Regions from separate parts of the Homo sapiens genome. Here region 2 is linked to region 1. A link is a loop called in an ENCODE intact Hi-C map of the cell type or tissue named here. Cell type or tissue: endothelial cell of umbilical vein. All regions are shown on one strand.

Region 1 (8,000 bases):
TGGGAATGCAGATATCTCTTTGACATACTGATTTTCTCTCCTTTGGATATATAACCGGTAGTTGGGTTGCTGGATCATATGGTAGTTCTATTTTTAGTTTGCCCGTGTGTTTTTTGAAATAAGACCTGTTAAAACTACATAAACTTGACTTTTTATTATCCAGATAAGACTTGTTCATTGCGGAAAAATTATAGCTATGACAATATGTAATTTAATAGTTAATATATGAACATAAGAAAAAATAAAAATCCCCTGAAATAATTATTACTCAGAGATTACCACTAAGCAATTTTGGGTAAATATATTGCCAGGCATTTTTAGTGTGTGTGTCTAAATATATATCTACTTTAAACGTAAAGTACACTGTATACCTTCTTGTAACCGGATCTTAACTTAAAATATGAATGTGCCTGTTAACATTTCCGTAGCTCATCTGGTTTTAGCATAGCGGTAGTGAGCAGTTGCATGCACCCTTGACAGTATGCCACATGACATACAAGCTGGGCCATATTTCTGCTCTTTCTCCAGAGCTGCAGAGGTCATCTAGACACAGGAAGACACAACCTAGAAAAATGGGGGAGTTAATACTACAACTCTCACAATGGGGGGTGGGAGTTGGTGGATAAATGCTGCGGCATCCCTGTCCTGTGTTGAGACAGTTACAAGATCCATGCTATGTGGTTCTGCAGGGGCTCCCCATGCAGTTGCCTGCAGCAGTAACCAGCTCATTCCTGAAAATTGTGTTGGTTTTTCTCCTTTGTCTATCTTACTTTCTCCAAAGCAGCTTACATCCGGGTCTTTATCTCAGTGACTCTTTCTAGAGAATCCCAAATTAAGAAAACGTCAACCCTGTATTATTGAACAATCCGATTTATCTTAATTTTTGTTATAAAAAGAATTATAATGGATATCTATGTATAAATTCCTCTACATATGGGTCTAGTTAATTATTTTTAAATAATAAATGCTAAGTCAAGGATATGTTTTTAATTTTTATTGTAAATAGAATTATAATAGATATCTATGTATCAGTACCTTTATATATGGATCTAGTTAATTTTTTACAATAAATGCTGGGTCAAAGATATGTACATTTTAAAGACTCTTGATATATGTTACCAAATTACCCTTTAGAAAGGTTATTCCAGTTTGCAGAGTATTGGTTTTCCTGTAAGTATATAAGTGACCTTTGGGTATGAACCTTTTTAAATATTTGTCAGACTCTCAGATAAAAAATTCTGTCTAGCTTTAATCTGTAATTTTTACATGTGCTTTTGGTCACATATTTTTGTTTGATGTGTTGCCTGTTTGTATCTTCTTCCCATTTTTCTCATTGGATATTTAAATGTTTTAATCACTTTTTATGAACTCTTTACATATTAGAAATAGTAATCCTTTATCTGTTGTCAATCATTTCTCTAAAATGTTTTTTGACTAATTTTGTGCTTCTTAATAGCCACTGTCACTGGCTTCATTGTCAGATTCTACATTGGCCTGCACATCTCTCTCCCCGTGTGTTGACATTCTCACCGTTTCCCTCCCTCTAGGTCTTTCTACCTCTTTGTCATTCATCTTTTCTTTTCTATACCTGGTCTCTTTCTCCCTAATTCCTGTTCTAAACATGGAATTGATTGGTCTCTTTTACTTTGCAGTGATTCTTGCTGGGTGTAGAGGAGAGTCCACATCAGAGAGGTGGTCTTTCAAGCGCCATATCCCCAGACTCTTGAGAATCACAGCGTTCTTACCCTGAGCTGTAGTGTGCATAGTGTACCACGGTGACTGTTAGATGTGTGTGGAGACCCTCAGCTGAAAAGAGGCAGAAGTTGAGAACTATTGGCTGAAAGGCTTAAGAAGCCATGGAAATGCCACTCACGTTTTCCATCTGCTTGTTTCTATGATAGAACCCTCTTGGAAATCCTGTGACCTGAGTGCCCATCTCCAAAAAACTCTTTCTACCTATATATACTTCACAGATCTGAAAGTTACTTACTAAATTGATTGCAGAATGTGGTAAAGGCACATGCTAGACCAGGTCTAGAGGACTAGTATCCTTTTTAAAGCCTGATCAATATGAAGGACTCTTTATGTAATGCCAGGGGGTCAAGTCCAAATTACATTTCCACATCAGGAGAACTTTCAAGGCTAATGCAGATGCCACAGGCCTCTAGGGAGGGGTTACTGCTGTGCTTGGTAGATTTATAGTCACATGTCTACTGTCCCAGGAAAGGAGGAAGGGACACCTCTTGCATTCTGGGAGTGCTCTCGGCTGCTCACCACTAATCAGGAGTTTCTTCAAGCTGAGAGACTTCTGGCTTCATTCTTTTCATCCCAAACACAATTTATTTATATCTTTGTAAAGTCACAAAATATGAAATATTTCTTTGTCTTCCGAGTTATTTTATAATGTGTATCTAATTAAAATTGTAGATTATCATCTCAAATTGATTTGATTTATATTCATTTAAATTAATAACACAGTTTCTTAAAAGAATCTTCAATATTTAGGTAACAAATTAATATAGATATTGAACATTTAAAATTACACATGAAAAGAGAAATAAGCAAAGATGTTGAGAGGCAATCACAGATCACACTTGCTATGACTGAGCTTTACAATTAGATCTCAGCTTCTCAAAACCAGGGTGGAAAAGTATTAATAACAATGGGGAAACATAATTATCACTTGGCACAAAGAAACATGCTAAGCATTAACAGAAAGGAAGTATTTCCTCCTGCCTTGGACTAAATTTTGAAGCAAAAATGTCCTGTGGAACTTAGACATTGGACTTAGGGTAAACGTTTCCAGTATAAATTCATGGAAGCATTTTTCTTATGTTTTTTTTCTTAGAGTAAATCCTCAATGTAAGCAAAAGGCATAAGGTTTAAATATAACTCAGTGAGTGTTTTCTCAGAGTAGTTTTAGTGAAAGTAGTGTCAAAGTAGTTTAAGAATCTAGGTTTTTGGTATTTTTAAACATAATCCAACTACATAGAGAACAAATGTCTGTTAGACTATATTCCTTGACTCCTAGTTGCATCAGCTGGGCTTTGTGAAAGCTAGGTAAGAGTTTTCACGGAAATAGCAAAAGATGAAATTTGCCTCAAGATGCTGATTTCGAGTAAATACCCACACACCTTTTACATCTTTGATGAGGCAACAAAATGTGTTTAATATGTTTTATGATTCTTGTTCTTTTCTTAAATCAAAATAGTTATTAATTCAAAGAAACTACTGTTTATTCAGCTGCAGATGCCTACTGGTTCTTGGAGGGAGAAAAGCACATGTATGTATGTATGTGATTTATGTTTCTATTTAACCATTGACCACTTGCCTGGTTAATCAGATATCCTTTTCTCTGGTCCTTGCTTCAAAATCGCTATCTCTTTAGGCTTTCACTAACATGATAATTGCAGATGGTAAAGTAAAGTATCAGACCTTATCTGTTTTTCTGACTTCTGTTGACAATGAAACCTCTGTAATGCAGCCAATAAAAGAAGATACTGGATGAAAGAGCAGATTTACTGACACTTAAAGATGCTTCTTTACCCTTCTCTTAAAAAAAAATCATAGAATAAATTGCACTCGATTCTTACGTGTGTGGTCAAAATGTCGATGAAGGCTTGACTTGCACCAGCGCTTCTGGCTCCTATCCTGGTGCCAGGATCAGGTTTGCTCAGGGTAAGAACAGCCACAGATGCCTCCCAAGGGAATGTTACTGATGGATATGCTTGCTGCTGAGTTATGTCTCAATTGATGCCTCTGGGAGAAGAGGCACATAAGCTAATGAAAAATCCCGTTATACATTGTGGCTTAGATTGAGAGAGTTAGAGGTAATTTCTCATCCACTGTGATATGGCCTGTCTTAGTGTTATTCAGACATTTTATAAGTCTTCTTAAATTGAAATTAGTTGACGTGTAATTTAATAGCTAATAAGCACCATTTATGAGGAGTTCTCTTATGATGCTGTTAGTCAGCTCAGACTGCTGTAACAAAATACCGCATACTAGATGGCTTGAGCAACGGAAATTTCTCATCGTTCTGGAGGCTGGAAGTTGCAGATAAGGTCTGGTAAGGATTGGCGTCTAGTGAGGGCACTCTTCCTAGTATGCAGAGAGCAACCTTCTCACTGCGGTCTTCACTTGGTCTTCCCTCTGAGCACGCGCGTGGAGAGGGAGAAATCTCTCTCTTCCTCTTCCTCTCCTTGTAACGCCACCAACCCTATTGGTTTAAGACTCTAACCTTATGACCTCGTTTTATGTTAATTACCTTCCAAAGGCCTTATCTTCAAATACAGTCATGTTAGTGATTAGGGCAGATGCAAAAAATAAATAAATGAATAAATAAAAAGACGCAATTTCTGTTAACCAAGGCAAAAAAAAAAAAAAATTAAGGAAGGAAGCCTAAGGGATCTTGTCAGTGAGATAATCATTGAGTTATGTAACAGTAAGAACTGGTTACCCATCTGGACCTGTGGATTGTTCTGTAGATTACAGGATTTGGAGGTCCTTTCTAAACCTAAAATTCAGTGTTTCTAGGTAATAGCTCATTTGGGGGAATCTATTCCAAATGCCTGTGATGTTTTTCTTTCATTACTCATTCTTCGTCACCCAGAGTACCCAGCGGAAGGCACAGTGGAAGAGCCCAGCTGGCCTAGGTTTGATTTCCACTTTCTCTACTTATCAGCTGTGTAGCCTTTAATTAATTACGGTTCCTCTCTGAGACTGTCTACAAAATAATTGATACTTACCTTGATGCATGTATTAATATTAGAATACAGGCTAAGCTACTGTATATAAAAGTAAAGCAAAACACACTAGCTTAGATATGAGAGAAATGATAGGAATTTATTTATCTCATACATACAATCCAGAGGGAAGCAGATCAGGGCTGGTGGGAGACTTCTGATACCAGACTCCATAGAAACTTCCATTTCAGGGCCAGTGGTGACTGCTTCAGTTTTCATTATCTCCCTTCAATAGGAATGGAGAAAGGGTGAGAGGAACTCATTCACACTGACCTTTTAGGGGCACCGTCCCCAAGTGACACACACAAACTTTGCTTCCACCAGAGCTTCCCACCAGAATTGTACTAGCCAAGGAGGCTGGATGAGAAGCTTATCTTTAGCTATTGCTTTACTAGCAGTGGTTCTTCTGCTTCAAATGATTCTCGCAAAGATTAGAAATAATTCATTAATTCATTTATCTATATTGAATTGTGAAATATCTTAACAAAGTATTTAGCAAGCTGCCTGATACATGGTAAATACCAAAAAGATGGAATCAGCCTTCTTACTTTTCCCTAGTACCTTACTACTTGCAAAGTGTGGTCCGTGGCCTAATAGCATGAGTATCAACTGGGAGCTTTAGAGATGCAGAATTTCATCCCCAAGCCCAGACCTCAGCCTGCATTTTAACAGTTGGTGAAGCTCTGAGCTGGCATGTTCTTTTATAAATCTTTAATGGCGTCTGCTGGCCTCTGCTGGTGACATTATCTTGATTGCTTACAATGTTGTCAGAATTAAATGAGATGACACGTGTAAAATACTTTAAATCTGTGAAATGTTTTATAACATGATTTAAGTGTACATGTGTGAGAAGGAATAATGTGAATCATAGGTTATAAGAACAACATTTATTTTCTGAGACAGGGTCTCACTCTGTTGCTCAGGCTGGAATGCCTGGCACAATCATGGCTTATTGCAGCCTTGGCCCCCACCAGGCTCAAGCAATCTTCCTACCTCAGCCTCCTGAGTAGCTGGGACTATAGGCATATGCCACCGTGCCTAGCTAGTTTTCATATTATTTGTAGAGATGAGGTCCCACTGTGTTGCCCAGGCCGGTCTTGAGCTCCTGGGCTCAAGCAGTTCTCCCACCTCATCTTCCCAAAGTGTTGGAATTGCAGGTGTGAGCCACAATGACTGACCCAAAATTTGGCTTCAGATTTTCCAACCTTGATAAACTTCCTTGATGCTGTAACGTCATGTGAAAAAGGCATTCTGTTTCTGGAGAATGTGCTTGAATTGCCATGCAACCTCCTAGGTACAGAGCTTTTATTATTAGTTAGGGCTTAACTTTCTAAATTGAGGGGTTTTAGTGTATTTTTAATCACCATTCCTCTATGATGTCTAAATATTTCATCTTTTTAAGTTCTTAATTACATTACTGTCCTATAATTTGTGTGATAGAATATATGGATTTTGACATCAAATGAATGTGGAAATGATTCTAAAAAACTGGAAAATTTTTTATCAATGGAGGCAGGAGAATCATTTGAACGCAGGAGGCAGAGGTCGCGCCACTATACTCCAGCCTGGCGACAAAGTGAGACTCCGTCTCAAAAAAAAAAAAAAAGAAGTTATGCCCAAATTATAAACAGCCAATCCAGATTCATACACCAGTGTTGAGCTATAAGAAATCAGGAGAATCAACTCATGGACTTCGGTTTTCTTATCTATAAATTGGGAAAGATATTTGTTCCACTGTCTCACAGTGTTTGGGGGGTATAACTTAATTTAAGATCCTAGAAAAATGTACTGTGCATATGGAAGGTGATATTAATACCTGACGTTGTCAGAGTGAGGGGTATATGTGAACATGCATTCTGTATGAAAGAATATATTCCTAAATGATTGGCCAGAAAACTTGTGAGCTGAACTTGGGCCCTGGTAGCTTCATCAGATTCATGGTATCCAGGTCTGTGCCCCTGCCTCCGGTGCACAGGAGCCCAAAAAGAGGCAGACACTTACACGCTGTTTCTGCAGTTCAGTCAGGCATCGGGCATGCAATGAAAGCAGATCTAGGGGATGCACATCTGATGCACACAGAGAAAAGCCTGGGTTTTAGAAGACTAATCAGCCAAGAAGCTCACAAAGGAAGGGAAGTTCTGAACGACGGATTTTTCTGCATCATTTAGAGTTATACCTTGCCCTCCTGCCTGTCACTGCAAGGGATGGGCACAGTGGCAGAGATGACTGCTGCATCCTTAGGGGCAAGCACACACATGCCCAATGGTCTTGGGACTGATAAATTTAGATGAACATGAGGCCTTGCATTTCCATTCTGTATTCCTTTTCATTAACATTCAGTAGATGAGTGCTGAACTGTGAACTTGGAAGTCTATGGTGAGAGGATAAACATGCATATGACTTAACTTTCCTTCAAGGACTTTCAGTTGAGGAGATAATCAACTTTATCAGAGAGAACGGCAATAACTAACATTTGTACTTTAAAATAGATGTTGCTGTGTTGTACCCACATTTTTTAAAACCTGCATATATATGGGTATTTAAAAGTAAATTGATCTGTATCATGTTTATATTACATAGGGACAAAAGACCAAAAATGGGCTATACATCAAAATGTTAATGGTGATGAAAATTTAAATTATTTTTATTTTTTATTCTTTATTTTTTACATCTTCCTCAATGGACACATATTGCTGACTGAACTATAAAAACACAGTAAGCCTCCCAAGTAGTTTTATGCACACGCTCTCATTTGATCTTCACAATCACTCTGTGAGGTCAATAATGAACATTGATGTTATAGATGAGAGAAATGGAGGAGACAGACAACTCAGACACTGAGGAAGTTAACTGCAGTGAAATTACATGATACAGACAGTGTTGAACAGGGAGCAAAAGGCAAAATCAGGAGCCTAATTAAGATCTCGGAAAGAAAATGAATAGTGCTTGAATGAAAGGGAAATGTAAAGATTCTGGAACATAGTTAGGTTTAGGGCAGTGCATGGCTTTGTACAGGAATCTGGCTCCCTACCTTGAGATTGGGTTTAGTTTGATCAGACTCAGAGACAGGGTGCACAGTGGTTATGTTTGGGTTTGGGACCAGAGAGTCTGAGTTTGATTTTCAACTTTGGCACTGCCTAGCTATTGAACCTAGGTAGTTATTCACAGACTCGGGGCCTCCATTTACCTATCTATAAAATAAGAAAAATACTAGTAGCTACTATAAGGATTAAATGAGTTAATATGTGTAGGAGG
Region 2 (8,000 bases), 73 kb after region 1:
GACAAGGTCCCACTATGTTGCCCAGGGTGTTCTTGAACTCCTAGGCTCACGCGATCCCACCTCAGCCTCCCAAAGCTCTGGGATTACAGGCGTGAGCCACCATGCCCAGCCCATGTTCTCTGTTTTAATGTAAATTTTAAAAGAAGGAGAGAGGGATTCCTAAAGATAATATGTTTTGGTTAGAAACAACAAAACCTCTGTCTTGTGACCTTGGATAATTAAATACTGTTTTAGGATCTTGGTCTCCTGACCAAAAAGTTGATATTGTATCTGATCTGCTAACTTTACAGTTAATAATGAGACTGAATCTAATAAACATGAAGTCTTTGAACATCTTCCAAACAGAAGGAAATATTACTATGGCTCTAGCTCTCTTAAATGCTTCAATGGACTAGTTAGGAACATATTTTACTCATGCTTTCTAGTCATCTCTAGGGATCCTCATTTTAAATCTCCATGTGTGTGACTCTCAGCATGGAGGCATAAAGATGGATACTGTGTGCCTCATTTCCTTCTCTAGGGAATGTGCAAAACCACATCACTCCTGTGGGCTGTGATCAGTGCAATAACCATGCCCCCACCCCACTGCAGGCCCCTCTGGCTTAAGAACCTATCCCACCCATAGGTTGCTATTTAAATTGTTAAAATGAGAAAATACAAATTGTCCCAGCCTCAGCAACTACCCAAATAGGAAGCCAAAATGGAAGCTATTCCCAAGAAGCAGGTAACTATAGCAGCCTTTCTGTGTTTCTGCTGTAAATAGCCATCCTGTAAACAGGCTCCTTCTGCCAGGCAGCTAGCAATTCCCTCTCTACTTGTCAGTGGAGTCCCTCAGAGATGAGTTCAGTGAATTATCAGAATGACCAAGATTTTCTACTTTAACTGAGTTAATTGATTAGACCCAGAAACTTTGAAGCTAAAACAATCTCACAACCAGAGCCTCACATTGGTATGTGTTTGGTCTCTGTTTTTCTCACCTCTGCAAAACATACCATTGAAATCTCTAAGGGAAGGGGAAAAGGAGAAAAAGGTAAGGAAGCCCATGGTAATCTGACAGCATTCCCCACTTGGGCCCAGGAGCACTTGGCCTGCCATTGGCCTTGCTAGGAGTGATCCTACAATGGAAATGAGCAAACCTAGCCCTTCAGGGAGGAGCACACAAATGTAGGGAGGTTTCAGAGCCATTTCTGCCATCCTGCCTCTATGAGGATGGGAGGCTGGTTTTATACTCTTTTAGAAAACTGGAAAAGTAAGTCCCTGGAATCTCAGTCTTTCTTAGGTTTCTACCTGCCTAGCAGGAGTCAGCCTTATCTATCCTTTTCTTAAAGTAGGGGATATTTAGAGATACACATCTGCCTCAGTCCTTTCAAAGAGAAAAGCAAAGAAAAGGGCACAGGGCTGGCACTCCCATTTCCCAGTTGAATTTAAAAAGATCTTTGGTTTTGTGTCTTGAATATTTTGTGTACATGACAAAGTAGTAATGAAAGGAATTATATAATTTTCAGTAATGGAGACAATTCTGTTGGGATTTAAGGGTCAAGTGGGGTGGGCCAAAGTGGGGAAACCACATAAATAAAACCAAATGGGTTATTTAAGCAGGCAGGGCCTGGCATATGGCTACCAGAAACCAGCTTATGAGCCCAAGGGATAACACATTGCAGGGAATTACAGGCCAAAGGGAAAGATCTGCAGAAATGCTGAACAGAGATATTGATGTGTGTCCTCCATCATAATGTGGGGACGGATCGGCTCTGAGCATAAGCCTGGGTGAAGAACGGAGAAAGGGATGGGAGAGCCTGACAGCCTAGACCAGCAGACAGGTAGCTTCAAGTCTCAGTGTCCCCCACCAACGCGATCTGACTTGGGGAATGTTATTTACATCCCTGTGCTTCCATGTCCTCATATGAAAAATAGGGATAATAACAGGACACACTGTGGAAAAAAAAGAAATAGAAGTTATCCCATAGGCTTTATTTCATGAGAATTAAATGAGTTAACATACAAAACCTAAGCGCAGTTCCTAACACATAGTTAATGTTCAATAAGTATTAACTAGTATTAATGTTGCTATATGAGGATCTTACAGAGATGTTGAATGGGCAAAATGAAGCAATATATGTAACATATTTGGCACAGTGCTTAACACGTAGTAATTACTCAAGGAAGAGACGTTATAGAGAACCAAGCAAAAGTCTCTCTTATGTACACATAGGCAACAAAGAGCTAACTAGAGGGCTGAAAACAAGCATGTTGGAATCAGGATACATCCCGAAGGACACAGCCTTGCCTGGAAGGACTCAGATTGGGAGGTCAGGAGCGTAGGTAAGTAGACCAGGCAGTGGCAGAATTAAGAATGCAGGCAGACATACAGCAAATAGGGCAGCAACTACTTTTGGAGGAAAAAAAAAAAAAAAAACATCTGCCCCAGCCAGGAAGTCACCAATTACAAACTTCCTGTGATAAGAGACCAGTTCCTAAGTCTGGCCTGGCTATGACCTAAAAGTAAAAATAAATTCACTGGCCCCATGTCCTGTTGGCTAAGAATACAGATAGAACTATAACGTGCACTGCTAAATGAAAGAGAGATTATTTGTCCATGTTCAAGTTCAGATTCCTGTCCAGGGATAAAGAAATGACTTCTGGCCAGGCATGGTGGCTCATGCCTGTAATCCCAACACTTTAGGAGGCCAAGGTGGGAGAATCACTTGAGCTCAGGAGTGCAAGACCAGCCTGGGCAACTTAGTGAGACCCTGTCTCTACAAAAAAATTAAGAAAATAGTAACTTCCATGTTTGCTACAGATTAATAGATTAGTGACTAATAATTAGGCACCCATGCCGCAAGCTACCCAGAAGCTGTCCTCCCAAAACTGGGAACTTGATATCAACACCAGTATTGTGGAGAATGTAAGCTACAGCCGGGGTGCAGTCTTGTTAAAAGGAAGGAAATTGGAAACATCGTTCTCAGCCTTGTAATAGCCTTGATGTTGACCAAGATGTTATTTAAGCCTGGAGCTTTTATTACCTTAGGAAAACCAGCACAACGAGGGTTGCTTGTAATCATGACTTAATTACCCGACTTTCAGGTTTTAAATGCCCACTTTTTTTGTTCGGAGTGAATTTTAAATGCATTTCTATCAGCATCTACTTTAAAATGGACAAAACGTGCTAGCAGATTAGTCATCTTAGGTAGAATCTACTTTCATTTATGTTTTGTGTAGGTCAAATGAACATCCATGCCAGAGAAACGCACATCATGAAATACACTGAGGTCTGTCTGGGAAAGCAAAGTCAAGACCATTCAAAAGCTCTGAAGTAAACCACACCCTAATTTTGACCACAAAGTTCATTTTACTTTTCAAGGTATCGTCACTGACATTCTGTAGCACTCCTTAAAGTGAAGCCCTGACTCTGTTCCTTAGAGAAGAAATCTTGGCTCTGGATATTTGACTTGGGTCTAATTATTATTGTGGGTTTTTTTAGAGATCATTCCAAAAACATACAACCCAAGGCTCAGATAGAACTCTTTGGTTAAGGTAGGGGAGGAGCGGCGGAGGCAAATTTGCGGTTACTTGACATGGCCAAGGGCCATGGTATCATCAAAAACATGCACCTGTAACCCATTCATACGGTAAGATCACCTGGGCCATTGTTATCGTCTTATTACCATTATGTGCTGCTGCCTATATGTCACTGGAGTATTTAAGATGTACAGGTCTGAAAGAATGTTCATCTAATTTTACATATTACGGAGAATGGATTTAAACTCTTACTTGGAAGTCGCATGAGAATGGGGAAATTGAGCATTGGAGGTAGGTTTTTTGGAGTAAGATGCCAGTGAAGGTCTTTTTACACTGCGCTCTGTGACATTATGAGACTGCAGTCCTCAGGTTGCAGGGTAAAGCATAATGCTTTAAGTCACAGTGATGCTTAGAATGCGAATCGGTACGGCCTTAAGTATCTTCTTTAAGACTCCCTTGTGTTTGCCTCACAAAAAAAAAGATTGTGAACTGTTCTGCATGAATGTATGCATCCCACACACACATATCCCTTATGTCTATGATGATCAAAGTTAAGATGAAGAACCCATAAAAGATAAGAATGAGCTGAAGTAACTACAGGGCATGGCCAAATTAAATCTTAGATTCATTAAAATCACCCACCAAGGCTAAGATATTGGGGTGGTCACAGGTGTATCAGGGCATCAGCAGTGAAATGCATGGAGCACAGCTTTGCCCTGTAGGTGCATTTCTGTCAAATGCAGGATGAAAAAAGGTCAGACTGATGCCTCTTCATTCATTTGATGGGATGCCCATTCATTTGATGGGATTTTTAGAATGAGGGGTATAACCTGTAGATCAAGTGTTTTCTGTACTGGGACTCACCCTTGGCAAAAGGTTTGGGCAGAACAAACCCGCGTGAGTATGTACTGTTCATGCATGATATGCCATCTAGTGGTTAAGTGAGCCTAACATGAATGAAAAGAAAAATGGTCTCAGGTCCCTTCTGCCTCTATACTCTCCATTAGACAACAGTAGAGGTTCGATGCTATTATTTGGAAAGAAAAGAATTTATTTTCTTAGAAGCCATAGGTTGAATACAAATTCATCTGTGACCACCCCAATTGCTTAGCCTTGGTGGGTGATTTTAATGAATCATAAGATTTAATTTGGCCATGCCCTGTACTTACTTTAGCTCATTCTTACCTTTTATGGGTTCTTTATCTTAACTTTGATTATCATAGAACTATTATACAGTTCTTTATTATGTGTGTGGGGGATAAACACATTTATGCAGAACAGTTTACAACTGTTTTTGTGAAGCAAAAACAAAGTAGTCTTAAATAAGATACTTAAGGCCATACCCCTTTGCATCTAAGCATCTAAGGAGAACCCTGATATTATAGTAATTATTAAAGCCAAAAGCTGTACGTTGTGTGTGTTTTTTTTTGTACATATGTGTTTTGTTTGGCCCACAGGGTACTGTCTTCCATTTTATTTTATTGGCGTATAATTCCTATATACAATATAGTGCAAAAAATCTTTAGTATATGGCTCGATAAATTTGTATGTATGTATAACCCACGTGATCATCACCCAGATCAAGATACAGAAGTGTCCAGCCTCCCTCAGATCCCCCCAACCCCAGTCAGTCCTCCCTCAAAGACAACCACTGTATTAGTCAGGATTCCCTAGAGAGACAGAACTAATAGGAGGTATATACAGGAGTTTATTAAGTATTAACTTACACGATCACAAGGTCCCACAGTAGGCTGGCTGCAAGCTTGAGGAGCAAGGAGAGCCAGTCCGAGTCTCAAAACTGAAGAACTCGGAGTCTGATGTTTGAGGACAAGAAGCATCCAGCACGGGAGAAAGATGTGGGCTGGGAGACTAGGCCAGTCTCGCGTTTCCCATGTTTCTGCCTGCTTTATATTTGCCGGCAGCTGATTAGATTGTGCCCACCAGATTAAGGGTGGGTCAGCCTTCCTCAGCCCGCTGTCAAATGTTAATCTCCTTTGGCAATACCCTCACAGACCCAGGATAAATACTTTGCATCCTTCAATCCAATCAAGTTGACACTCAGTATTAACTATCACAACCACTGTCCTGAACTCTGTCACCATAGGTTCATGATGGCATCATTAAAGTACATACTCCTGAAGTACCTCCCAGAAATAAGATTCTATAGTCACCATTTTAATAGTTTGCCCAAAAAAAGAACAGTTTCCTCAATTGTAACATTCTTGGGCCAAACAAAGGCTCTTTCCTGGGTTTACTGTTTGTTTATTTATTTATTTATTTATTTATTTATTTTTTTGAGACGGAGTCTTGCTCTGTCGCCCAGGCTGGAGTGCAGTGGCGCGATCTCGGCTCACTGCAAGCTCCGCCTCCCGGGTTCACGCCATTCTCCTGCCTCAGCCTCCCGCGTAGCTGGGACTACAGGCGCCCGCCACCACGCCCGGCTAATTTTTTGTGTGTTTTTAGTAGAGACGGGGTTTCACTGTGTTAGCCAGGATGGTCTCGATCTCCTGACCTCGTGATCCGCCCGCCTCGGCCTCCCAAAGTGCTGGGATTATAGGCGTGAGCCACCGCGCCCGGCCGGGTTTACTGTTTATTAGAGTCCAGGTGTCATATGTTCTCTCTGTTCCCTAGTATAAATTCCTACTATATTGTTTTTCTTACCATGCTTCTCACTGAGAGATATATCCGTTTGGTGCACTGATTGTATTTTCTCAAGTGTCTCTACAGGAAGCCAAGTCGATTTTCAAAGAAAATCCCATTACTTTTGAGCAGCATCTCAAAAGTAATCAGAGGTGCCACTGATTGTCATGGCAAAGCCTATAAATCCTGATGCAGTGTTTCAGAAATTAATGTGAATGCCATGTCGCCAACGACTGTTCTGACATCCTGTTCAAATTAAGCCAAGCGGTAGCATCAGTCCTAGCATCACAATGGCGAGAAAGCTTCTCAGTCTATAATCCAGCAAAGGTTAACTTATAATGAATGGCATAATGCAGTCATTGTTGCTATTTACACAGAACCTCTTTCTGTTCAAAGGGAACTAAAGTTTCTCTGAATATCAATATGTGTAGTATGTCAAGAAGCAGAGCTAGTTTTGAAATAAAATTATTCTTATTATTCCAGAGCTTTCTTCTTCATATTTATTGGATTGTTGGATTAGCAAACACGTGGTCAATCAACAAACGTGTCTAGCCAGCATGTTACTTCCAGGTGTCTTGCAGGGTGCTGGAGATAGAAAAGTGTAAGGTGTGTGAGTCCTCCCACACCACCACAGAGTTGAGCCTTGTTGTCCCCCTGGCCTGCAAACTGATGTTTAAAGAGATAACTGCTTCTTCGGATAATAAACAAGGCAGGAATATAGGCATTATCCTAATTTAGTCATTTTTACAAATTACTTGTATTTATTAATAAATATTTATTAATAATTTCTGGAAAACCAAGCACCACATGTTCTCACTCATAAGTGGGAGTTGAACAATGAGAACACAGGGACACAGGGAGGGGAACATCACACACTGGGGCCTGTCAGGGGGTCAGGGGCAAAGGAAGGAGAGCATTAGGACAAATACCTAGTACATGTGGGGCTTAAAACCTGGATGACGGGTGAATGAGTGCAGCAAACCACCATGGCACATGTATACCTGTGTTACAAACCTGCACATTCTGCATATGTATCCCAGAACTTAAATTATAGTAAATAAATTTTTAAAATGCAAAAAAAAATAGTTTCTGGAATAAGAATGAAAACTAATTTTTTAATTTTTAATGTTTCCTGTTATGGGACATTTTGGTTGTTTGCTGTTTTTAAAATACTTATAGATATTTTATGTCTATGTATTTGAAATTAAGTCTCTGACTCCCTGCCATGCTCAATGGCTGGAGCTTCCAGAATAGTGTTAAATAATAATGGTTATACTGGCTTTCCGTGGTTTTCCTGATTTTAAAGGAAGTAACTCTGGTGTTTATTAATATGCTGATTTGAAAGGGTTACAAAAATCATACTAAGTCCTTTGTATTCTAATTGTTAAACATCAATAATGAGGAATTAAACATTACCAAATGTCTTTGATGCTGTTGAAATCATTCCATTTATACCAATTTGGCCTATGTATATAATATATTAATAGATTTCCTAATATTTTCCCCCTTCCCCAGAGTGAATACAACTATTTCATGAGGTATTATTCTTTTAATGACTTGTAAAATTCAAATCATTAAACTCTATCCTATTGTTTTTAGAATTTTAACATATGTGTATTATGTATTACTCTTTAAAGACAACTACTATGGCAGGGTTGAAGACAAACTGTTAGTCTCATTCTAGTCTATAAATAGGAGTTGCAGAAATCGGGGGTGGGGAAGAACCTATTTGTCTATTTTATTTTTCATTGTCCTTTTTCCTTTATTTTTTTGAGACAAGGTCTCTCACTCTTGTCGCCCAGGCTGGAGTGCAGTGGCACAATCATAGCTTCACTGTAACC

The links. Hi-C counts contacts between places; a loop is a spot of excess contacts. Peaks named below come from ENCODE experiments on the same cell type or tissue, not always from the same donor. Only the 100,000 strongest peaks of a DNase experiment are listed, where the experiment ranks them.
Region 2: it touches region 1 in a loop (2.5-fold over the local background); 4 of 110 quality-filtered maps call a loop at or near these places.

What each region holds. Positions count from the first base shown.
Region 1 is chr2:168,682,080-168,690,079 of GRCh38, forward strand. All of the region lies in intron 4 of CERS6 (ceramide synthase 6), which reads left to right. Among named protein-coding and RNA genes, the nearest start is that of CERS6-AS1, 100 kb to the right of the region's middle. In endothelial cell of umbilical vein, no CTCF peak of the experiment used is centred here; DNase peaks (open chromatin) are centred at 4,042, 4,592 and 5,462; H3K27ac peaks cover 2,120 bases.
Region 2 is chr2:168,754,959-168,762,958 of GRCh38, forward strand. The region is part of intron 8 of CERS6 (ceramide synthase 6); the gene reads left to right. Among named protein-coding and RNA genes, the nearest start is that of CERS6-AS1, 27 kb to the right of the region's middle. In endothelial cell of umbilical vein, a CTCF peak has its summit at 4,469 (motif pointing left); DNase peaks (open chromatin) are centred at 2,423 and 4,433; H3K27ac peaks cover 206 bases.